Linked DNA regions of Homo sapiens: region 2 is linked to region 1. Evidence: chromatin contacts called from ENCODE Hi-C or POLR2A ChIA-PET data. All regions are on one chromosome and are shown on one strand. Each heading gives the region's core, a stretch centred on a gene start or an enhancer-like site at or near the end of the contact. The rest is flanking DNA. Distances are from core to core; before and after follow the strand shown.

Region 1 (4,977 bases), core at 1,064-3,563:
AGTATTTTTATGATGAAGGGTGCTGAATTTTGTCAAATGCTGTTTTTACACCAATTGAAATAATAATGTTTTCCTTTATTGTATTGATGTAGTGTATTAATTTATTTTCATAAGTTAAGCTAACCGTACATTCCTGGGATAAATCCCACCTGGTTATCCTTTTTATATATTTCTGAATTTTATTTGCCGGTATTTTCTTGAGGATTTTTATGTCTATATTCATAAGAGATATTAGTCTCTAGTTTTCTTGTGATGTCTTTGTCTGATTTTGATAGTAGGGTAATACTGGCCTCAGAATAAGTTGGGAGGTTTTCACTGTCATGACTTTTATAACCTAATTATAAGTAATTCTTGCCAGGTACGGTGGCTCATGCATGTAATCCCAGCACTTTGGGAGGCTGAGGTGGGTGGATCACCTAAGGTCAGGAGTTCGAGACCAGCCTGGCCAACATGGCAAAACCCCATCTCTATTAAAAATACAAAATTTAGCCAGGTGTGGTGGCCGTGTGTGTAATCCCAGCTACTTGGGAGGCTGAGGCACGAGAATCACTTGAACCCAGGAGGCAGAGGTTGCAGTGAGCCGAGATCGTGCCACTGCACTCCAGCCTGGGTGATAGAGCAAGACTCTGTCAAAAAAAGAAAGAAAGAGAGAGGAAAGAAAGAAAGAGAATGAGAGAAAGAGAGAAAGAAAGAAACTCCTATAGTATTCCACAGGTCACATAGACCAACCCTGGTGCATTGTGGGAAGGGACTAAAAAGGGTGTGAACACCAGGAGTAGGATCACTGGGAACTATCTCAGCAGATGGCTGCCATAGCCACCAACTGACTAACATTCACTGAACACTCACCATGTGCCAGACATTGTGCTAAGCTCTTCACTTGGCTTATCTCCTTGAATCTTCCCAGCAACCTTATGAGGTAAGTAGGTGCTGTTATTATTGCCATGTTACAGATGAAGAAATTGAGATACAGAGATTAGATTCACCAAACTGCCCAAACTCCCACAGCTATTAACTGGTGGAACCAGGAATCAAACTCAGTAGGGTGTGCATATAATATACTTTGGGTGGTGGTGGTTGTTGTTGTTGTTGTTGTTGTTGTTGTTGTTGTTGTTGTTTTGAGACAGGGTTTCACTCTTTCACCCAGGCTGGAGTGCAGTGGCATGATCTGCAACCTCTGCAACACTGCAACCTCTGCCTCCTGGGTTCAAGCGATTCTCCTGCCTCAGTCTCCTAAGTAGCTGGGATTACAGGTGTGCACCACCATACCCGGCTAATTTTTGTATTTTTAGTAGAATAATTTTTGTATTTTTAGTTTCACCATGTTGGCCAGGCTGGTCTCGAACTCCTGACCTCAACTGATCCACTACCCTTGCCCTCCCAAAGTGCTGGGATTACAGGCGTGAGCCACCGCGTCTAGCTTTTTTTTTTTTTTTTTTTTTTTTTAAGAGACATGGTCTTGCTCTGTTGCCCAGGCTGGAGTGCAGAGGTGTCACCATAGCTCACTGCACCTTCAACCTCCTGGGCTCAAGTGATCCTCCCACTTAAGCATCCTGAGTAGCTGGGACCACAGGCGCCCACCACCAAGTCCGGCTAAATTTTAATTTTTTTTTGTAGAGATGGGGGTCTCGCTTTGTTGCCCAGGCTGATCCCTAACTCCTGGCCTCAAGCAGTCCTCCCGCCTTGGCCTCCCAAAGTGTTGGGATTACAGGCGTGAGCCACTGCGCTCAGTCTGTGTATCCTGATTACTAAATTTTGGGGTGTCTCCTTAAATTCTGTGCCAGAAGCCAGTGCCTCACTCGCCCTACCCTAATTCCACCCATCCCGGTGACCCAATGTCCCCGTTCAACCTGCACCATGGCGCTTCCCAGCCCCGCTCCTAGCGCCTCCTCCCGCCCCTAGGGGTCGCCGTCGCGCCGTCATTCCCTTCCTTCGATGCCCGGGCGAGACGCGCAAAAGGTGGGAGGAGGAGAGGCCCGCGTGTGTGCATGCGCATGGCGCGGACTCCCTCATCCTGGTCAGGGAGTGGAGGGGTTGGGTCTCAGGCAGCTGTTAGCGGAGTCCTCAGTGTCTCGGTCGTTTCTCCCTGTCTTGGTGAGGGCCAGGGGACAGGTCGGGGCAGTATTTGGGGGAAGCGAGAGGCAAGCAGGGCGGGCTGGATACGGAGCGCCCTATGACTGAGGTTAGGGAGGACGCCCGAGACCCCCGGCATCCTAGTCCTGGGCCGTGGGCTCCGGACGCCGGGCCAGGACGCCTCCAGCTCCCAGGGTCCCTTGCGGGGACCATGTTTCCCCACAGGCCCCGCGGCTGCCGGGTCCTCGCCACGTCCCCTTCCCGGAGCTACGCGCCCGGCTGGGTTCCGATCCGCCGTGTCTCTCGGGGGCGGCTCGCGGGGCAGGGGCGCTCCCGGCTCGGCCGCACGCCCAAGTGTCATGCGGGAGGTACGCGGGCACGGGACCTCACCGGGTAAGAGCGAGCGAAGGGGCCGGGCGCGGTGGCTCACGCCCGTAATCCCAGCACTTTGGGAGGCCGAGGCGGGCGGATCACGAGGTCAGGAGTTCGAGACCAGCGTGGCCAATATAGTGAAATCCCTTCTCTACTAAAAATGCAAAAATTAGCCGGGCGTGGTGGCGGACGCCTGTGGTCCCAGCTACTCGGGAGGCTGAGGCAGGAGAATCGCTTGAACCCGGGAGGCAGGGGTTGCAATGAGCCGAGATCTCGCCACTGCACTCCAGCCTGGGGAACACAGCGAGACTCCGTCTCAAAAATAAATAAATAAATAAATAAATAAATAAATAAAATCGAGCGAAGGGCCGCAGCCCGGGCCCACCGCCTCCACCTGAACACGCGCCTCCGCCGAGCCCCTCGACCCCGCGCCAGGCGAGGCTTGGTGGGGCGTTCCGTGGACCCCACACGCACGTCGGTGTTATCAGGAGGGAAGGGGCGGGCCAACACCTCCACCGCCTTTGCGGCCGGCCGTCCACCCTCCATTCTCCTGCTGGAGCCGTTTCCCAGCGATTCTCCGGCAGTGCTGGCTGCAGCACACCCGGCCCGCCTTAAAATCTCAGCCGCCTCCCCCGTCCCGGAGTCCTCCCCTGGGTTCTGTCCTTAACTGCATCACCGACCCCACATACACACAGGCATGAACACCCATCTTTTCACACGCCCCGTTTGCTTTCTCAGAACTTAGCAGATACTCTTAAGCTGAGAGGGTTTGGTGAGGTTAAAATTTATCTTGTGACATTGAGTCCAGCAGTTCAGAGCCTTGAACACCTCAGTACATGGCCTTGACCTTAGTTTATTACTTCTGTATTCTGCCGGGCGCTGCGGCTCACGTCTGTAATCCCAGCACTTCGGGAAGCCAAGGCGGGAGGATCGCTTGAGCCCAAGAGTTGGAGAGTAGCGTAGGCAACAATGAGATCCTGTCTACACTAATTATTTAAAAAAAAAAAATTAGCCAGGTGTGGTGGTGCACACCTGTGATCCCAGCTACTCAGGAGGCTGAGGGAGGACCGCTTGAGCCCAGGAGGTCGAGGCTGCAGTGAGCCATGATGGTGCCACTGCACTCCAGCCTGGATGATAGAGGGAGAGCCTGTCTCTAATACTAATAATAATCAATAATAATACTGTACGGTGTGCCCATTACTCAGGAGGCACTGTAGTAGAAGGATAAGCTGTGGCGGTAACTGAGGATAAACAGATAACCATTTAGCTAAAAAGGTTCTTAACCTTGGCTGTATGTTGTTACTCCTGGGTGCAGCACAGGCAAAATAATTTTGAAAGCTCCCAGGTAATCCTAATGTGCAGCTAGCACTGAGAACCACTGCTTTAACCCCTGAGGAAGGTAGGTAGGGCCTAGGGTGGCCCGAAGCACTGGGCCGGGCACCTTCAGTAGGGAGCAATCTCAACCCTTTATCCCTGTGAGTTACTCATATTGTAACATTTTCTGTGGGTTCCATGCTGTGAAAACAGTAAGCACTGCCCTACAGTAACAAGCATGCTTGACAGCCCTTGTGTCAGATCATCCATTGGAAGAGAGGGGAATCAAATCACAAAAGGCCAACTGGAAAACACACTCATCTAGGGAAGAGATTAGGAAAGCCTGGGCAAGGCTGATGACAGGGAATGTAAGAGAGGAGTTATAGTCACAGGAAGAATGTTGAGTGATAGTAGAAAACTAGATGGAAATTTCTGGCAGCCTGTGGTACTTTTAATTGGCACAAGGACTGATTTCGGTAACAGGTCCCCCTGACTCCCAAAGGAGAGCTGCGGGAATTGCTGTGGTCTTCCTAGGGCCCTCAAGACCATGAATGGGCTGGAGTCTGGACCAGTCTCAGGCACTAGCAAATTGGACAGTAGCTCATTCATACTGGTATAAGAGCTGCTGCTTTATCGAGGCCAGAGGCCCTTTCTTATATGGGGCAGCAGCTGCGCTCCTGGGAATGATTCCTACATAAAAGATTCCACATGGAAAAAAAATAAGCTCTGTGCATTCCATGAAGATGCTCATTACAGCATTATCTCTACTAATGATCTATTCCAATAATAAAGGAAATGAATACAATATAATATGGTATTTCAAACAAAGCCATTAAAATAGATCATTATGAAAGAATGTGAATGAATGAGAAATGTTCATAAGTTAAAAAAATGCTTATTTTTCAGAGAGCAAAATTAGACTCGTCTGTTGCTTGGAATGGCTTCCTCTTGCTCTGTGTCTAAACTATGATTATGGAGTAGTTAAAATGCATATGCATGTTGGCAAAGCCTGAATAAAATATGCAAACGTGAAAATATTTTTTGTAGAGGAGATGAAATTATGGAGGAAGGAGTGTGTCTATTTCAAAATTGTCCTAATGAGAAGTATTGTGGCATAGTAGTTCAGAGGAAGCTCCCTGGAGCCAAAAATTTTTTTACCGTATATATGGCTTTTCTAAATTACTTAAACTTTCTATGCCTCAGTTTCTTCATCTATAA
Region 2 (4,977 bases), core at 1,771-4,270, 570 kb after region 1:
GCAACCTCTGCCTCCTGGGTTCAAGTGATTCTCCTGCCTCAGCCTCCCGAGTAGCTGGGACTACAGGCGCGTGCCACCACACCCAGCTAATTTTTTTAAATTTTTTTATTTTTAGTAGAGACGGGGTTTCACCGTGTTAGCCAGGATGGTCTCAATCTCCTGACCTTGTGATCCGTCTCCCTCGGCCTCCCAAAGTGCTGGGATTACAGGCATGAGCCACCACACCCGGCCCCACCCCAGACATTTTACATTGGTATCATGTGCAACCTGGGCCCTGGGATTTTTTGTTTTGTTTTGTTTTTTTGAGTCTTGAGTTTAGCTCTATCGCCCAGGCTGCAGTGCAGTGGCATGATCTTGGGTCACTGCAACCTCCGCCTCCCAGGTTCAAGCCATTCTCGTGCCTCAGCCTCCCAAGTAGCTGGGATTACAGGTGCCTGCCACCACACCCGGCTAATTTTTGTATTTTTAGTAGAGATGGGGTTTCACCATGTTGTCCAGGCTGGTCTCGAACTCCTGACCTCAGGTGATCCACCCGCCTTGGCCTCCCAAAGTGCTGAGATTACAGGCATCAGCCACTGCGCCCGGCCAAGGGCCCTGGGATTTTTACAAGCTCCTCAGGTGATGCTAACATGCTGCAAAGCTTGGAGCTGTGAGCCTGTGAATGTGATTTGTTTGGCTTACATGGTGTTGAACATGTTGGCAACATTAAAATCAAGTGATTTCATATAAAAATCTGGACTAGGCTGGGCGCGGTGGCTCACGCCTGTAATCCCAGCACTTTGGGAGGCCGAGGCGGGTGGATCACGAGGTCAGGAGATCGAGACCATCCTGGCTAACACGGTGAAACCCCATCTCTACTAAAAATACAACAAATTAGCTGGGCGCGGTGGCGGGTGCCTGTAGTCCCAGCTACTCGGGAGGCTGAGGCAGGAGAATGGCCTGAACCCAGGAGGCGGAGCTTGCAGTGAGCCGAGATAGTGCCACTGCACTCGGGCCTGGTGAAAGAGCGAGACTCCGTCTCAAAAAAAAAAAAAAAATCTGGACTCAGGCCGGGTGACGTGCCTCACACTGTAACCCCAGCACTTTGGGAGGCTGAGGCAGGAGGACTGCTTGAGCCTAGGAGTTGAGGCTACAGTGAGCTATGTGTTGCTACCCTTCAACCTGCGCGACAGAGCAAGATCCTGTCTCTACCAAAAATAAAAAAAGAAATCTGGACTCCAGCTACCCTTGAAAGCAGATATTCTGAGATACTGAGTTTGCCTCCTGGAGTGGTCATGGGGCGGAGGTTGGTGGGGTAGGGGGGTAGGGGGTGCAGAACACTGACTGCCCTGGGGGCGGAGTCTCTGCCCTTCAGTCCCCGCAATCCCTACCGCTCCCTGGTGTTCCACTCTCCTCCTTGCTGTTCACTTGCATGGCCTCCAGGCTAATGGCTGAGTTTTGCGGCCAGGCATTTCAGGCCTCCCAGCCTTGGCCTCTGCTCACCTTCTCCACCTCCTCACTCCCTGCTCTAGTCATCTTCATCTCATGTCCTGCCCTCCAGCCACATGGGCTTCTTGGTCCCTTCCACACCTGTTTTTGCCCATGGAGTTCTCCCACCAAGTTCCTTATGGTAGAAAAGCCCCTGCTGGATTTGGCCCCTGCCCACCTCTCCTGCCCCTTTCCCCAAGCTTTCTTCCAACTCATGCATAGAACTTCTACCACAAGGAAGCTGGCCAGGCTGTTAGCACTCCCGTTCCCTCTGTCTGTGAAGCCCTTTCCTTCCCTCCACCCTCCCCTTCTCTCTCTTATCTCAGGCTTTGGGTTTGATTTCACCTCCTCCAAGGTTCCCTGACCTTCAAACTAGGTCAGGTCCCTGGTTAGTCACTATACTTCCTCTTTCTCACCTCCTTCATCTCACTTCCCCTGCTAGAATAAGGCCACATCTGTCTCATAATCTCTGTCTTCCTAGGGCCTAGTGTGGTGCCTGGCATACAGTAGGTGCTCATTAATGATAAATGAATGAAAGCAAGCACATCTCCCTTTCTCTACTGGCAAAATCCTAATCCTTTTCTGGTTACATTTCTCCTGTAGCATCCAATTCTGTTCTCGAGACCCAAAAGATCCCTGAGGTCCTGTGATCAATGGAGTTTTAGCTCAGGTCCATTTCACAGTGGGCCCAGGGGATCCCCAGATTCATCCGTGGTTATTTCCCCAGGCACAGAGTGAGTGCACTGGTGGCACAGGCATACCCAGCAAGTGGCATAATCCCCCCCATTAGTTAACTGGGTGTCGCTGTGCATGGCTGTGAAGGCAGGGATGCACCTGGCTGGTGACCCCAGAACCCCTCCGGGTACGGCACAAGGGCAGAGCCCAAGAACTTACTTTCTGTCCTCTTGCATTTGCCTGTGGATTTGCAGTTGGTAATGGCGTTCTTGCCCGGCCCTCCTTTGTTCCTCCAGGCAGCCAGGCAGCTGTGGCGTAGTGAAAGGGCAGGATGCGGGATAGGAATGGAGTTATTCCTGATTCAGACTGATTTGCTCTAACTGTGATTTGGGGCAAGTCCCTTCCCCTGTCTAGACCTTAGCTGGCTGCCGCATCTAAAAAATGGAGCCAATAATCTTTTCCTCGTCTTTGGGGTCATCCATCTTTCAACCACATCAGGAGCAGCGGGAACCAAGTGCAGAGGATGGCCTTAAAAGCAGTATGGGAACCAAATTTTTGTAAAGTAAATATTTTCAACCTTTATATTTTGGAATCACCAGCGGTATTTATTACGTGCACTCTAGGAAATGGAGGCAATGCAATGCCAAAAACAGAAAGTAAAACTGCTGTCCTGTGCCGCGGCCCGGTGGAGGTTTTAATGTCTGTATCTTAAGATCTGGTGAGGGCACGGGTAGGTGCGGCTGGACTGAGTGAAACCAGCCCCGCTGGGCGCCTGGGCCCTTGTCTCAGGGCTGTGCTCGCAGTGGAGGCATCTGCAGCTCGGCACCCAGAGGCCCCGCGACCCTTCCAACCTTTGTGACGCTCCGCGGAGACAAAGGCCGGCGGCGCAGCCTTGGGAAGGGTTAAGGCCACAGACGCAGCCCTGCGCGTGCTAGAGCGGCCGGTGGCGGACTTCCGGTTGGGGCGCGGGCGCGCGCCGCGTGTTCCCGACCCGCCGAGGCTGAGACCTCGGGCAACCTCAGCAGTGCGCAGGGCTGCACTGTCTCCGTCTGCGGCCTGCAGTAAGCGGGTAGGGGATATGTCGCGTGGCCTCGCCTGGTCTGCGGCGGGAAACTCGCATCTAGGCCAGACCCTCCCGCAGGGTCCGCACTCGCGATCTGGGCTGTGGGCAGCATCGTGGCCCCTCGGGGCGTTATAGGGGCGTGAGGATCCCGGGCGAGCTGGGGGCGGGCGGCTTCTTCAGCTCCCTTGCGCCATGGAACCCACTGTATGCCCGTTATGCAGTCAGGAAAGATGAGGCCGGGAAGGAGGGCGTTACGCTGCAACCCCGGAGACCAGCTGTCCCTCGCGTTGCCGCAGTCGGCAGAGGCGTGGCCGGAGCCATTCCCGGTCTCCAGTGCGGCTGCAAGAGCGGGCGCCCGAGGGCGTTCTGCTCCGGGCCTCCACCCGCGAGCTGACCGTGTCAGGCGCGCCACACACGGCGCTTCTCATTCTCTCTCCACCTCGCGAGGCAGAAGCTGCCGTTCCCGTGTCACAGACAGAAAAACAGTCTGGGGTGATTTATCCGGAGTCAAGACTCAGGTCTGTGGCTCAGTCGGGAAGGATAGAAACCCAAGCTTCCTCCGAATGGTTCAGAGACCCGACCAAGTTAAATAATAATGGCCCTGGCTCAGGGGTCTTTAAGTCTTCCCCCCGCCCTCCCCTTTTGTTTTTGTTTTGTTTTGAGACCGCCTCACTGTCCCCCAGGCTGGAGTGCAGCGGTGCGATCTCCGCTCACTGCAGCTTCGACCTCCCGAGGGCTCAGGTGATCCTCCCACCTCAACCTCAGGAGTGTCTGGGACTACAAACACGCGCCACCACGCCCGGCTAATTTTTCTGTTTTTTGTAGAGTCAGGATCTCGCTATGTTGTCCAGGCTGGTCTGGAACTCCTGGGCTCAAGCGATCCTCCTGCCTCGGCCTCTGAAAGTGCTGGGATTACAGGCATGAGCCACCGCACCTGGCTACCCTTTAATTAACTCAAGGAGTTTAATAATTGAATTTAGGCTGGGCTCAGTGGCTCACGCCTGTAATCCTAGCACTTTAAGAGGCCACGTCGGGCAGATCACTTGAGGTCAGGAGTTCAAGACCAGTCTGGCCAACATGGTGAAACCCTGTCTCTACTAAAAATACAAAAATTAGACGGATGTGGTGCCACACACCTGTAATCCCAGCTACTCGGGAGGCTGAGGCAGGAGAATCCCTTGAACCCGGGAGGCAGAGGTTGCAGTGAGCCAAGATCGCACCACTGCACTCTAGCCTGGGCCACAGAGCAAGAATCTGTCTCAAAAAAAAAAAAAAAGGTTTGACACCTATACCTTCCTCTGTGTGTGTGTGTGTGTGTGTATACATATATCTATATATATATGTATATAGAGAGAGGAGGAAAAATTATATAATTTTTCTATATGTGTGTGTGTGTATATATATCTGTACAATTTTTTTTTTTTTTGAGACAGTGTAGCTCTGTGGCCCAGGATGGAGTGCAGGGACTCGATCTCGGCTCACTGCAACCTCCGCCTCCCAGGTTCAAGCGATTCTCCTGCCTCAGCCTCCCGAGTAGCTGGGATTACAGGCTGCTGCTACCATGCCTGGGTAATTTTTGTATTTTTAGTAGAGACAGGGTTTTGCTATGTTGCCCAGGCTGGTCTGGAACTCCTGAGCTCAAAAGTGATCTGCCTGCCCCAGCCTCCCCAAATGCTGGGATTACAGGTCTGAGCCATCACACCCGGCCCATATATACGTATTTTAAAATAACACCTTTACTGAGAGAGATGACTCACACACCATACAACTCA

What was found. Hi-C counts contacts between places; a loop is a spot of excess contacts on that map. ChIA-PET counts read pairs that join two places held with the same protein, here RNA polymerase II (POLR2A). Pooled maps may share reads with other maps.
Region 2: a loop to region 1 is called in a pooled map, with 3 times the contacts of the local background. The contact joins the promoter of MIR762HG here to the promoter of ZNF843 in region 1. A Hi-C loop is called at or near these places in 3 of 37 single-sample maps with no recorded cell type and 12 of 50 pooled maps. POLR2A ChIA-PET finds 5 or more read pairs at or near these places in 4 of 52 experiments (CD4-positive, alpha-beta memory T cell, GM12878, HEK293 and 1 more).

The regions. Positions count from the first base shown.
Region 1 is chr16:31,440,125-31,445,101 of GRCh38, reverse strand. It overlaps ZNF843 (zinc finger protein 843), which reads left to right and starts at 2,313. Exons shown (of 2, transcript NM_001136509.3): 1 at 2,313-2,466. RefSeq lists a silencer at 2,297-2,506 and an enhancer at 1,891-2,686.
Region 2 is chr16:30,873,503-30,878,479 of GRCh38, reverse strand. It overlaps MIR762HG (MIR762 host gene), which reads right to left and starts at 3,020. Exons shown (of 3, transcript NR_110942.1): 1 at 2,994-3,020; 2 at 2,362-2,450. MIR4519 (microRNA 4519) reads left to right here and starts at 3,157; the gene lies at 3,157-3,214. It also overlaps a transcript of BCL7C not described here. RefSeq lists a silencer at 2,248-2,307 and enhancers at 2,628-2,677, 2,708-2,917, 2,227-2,981, 3,188-3,447, 2,982-3,736 and 1 more.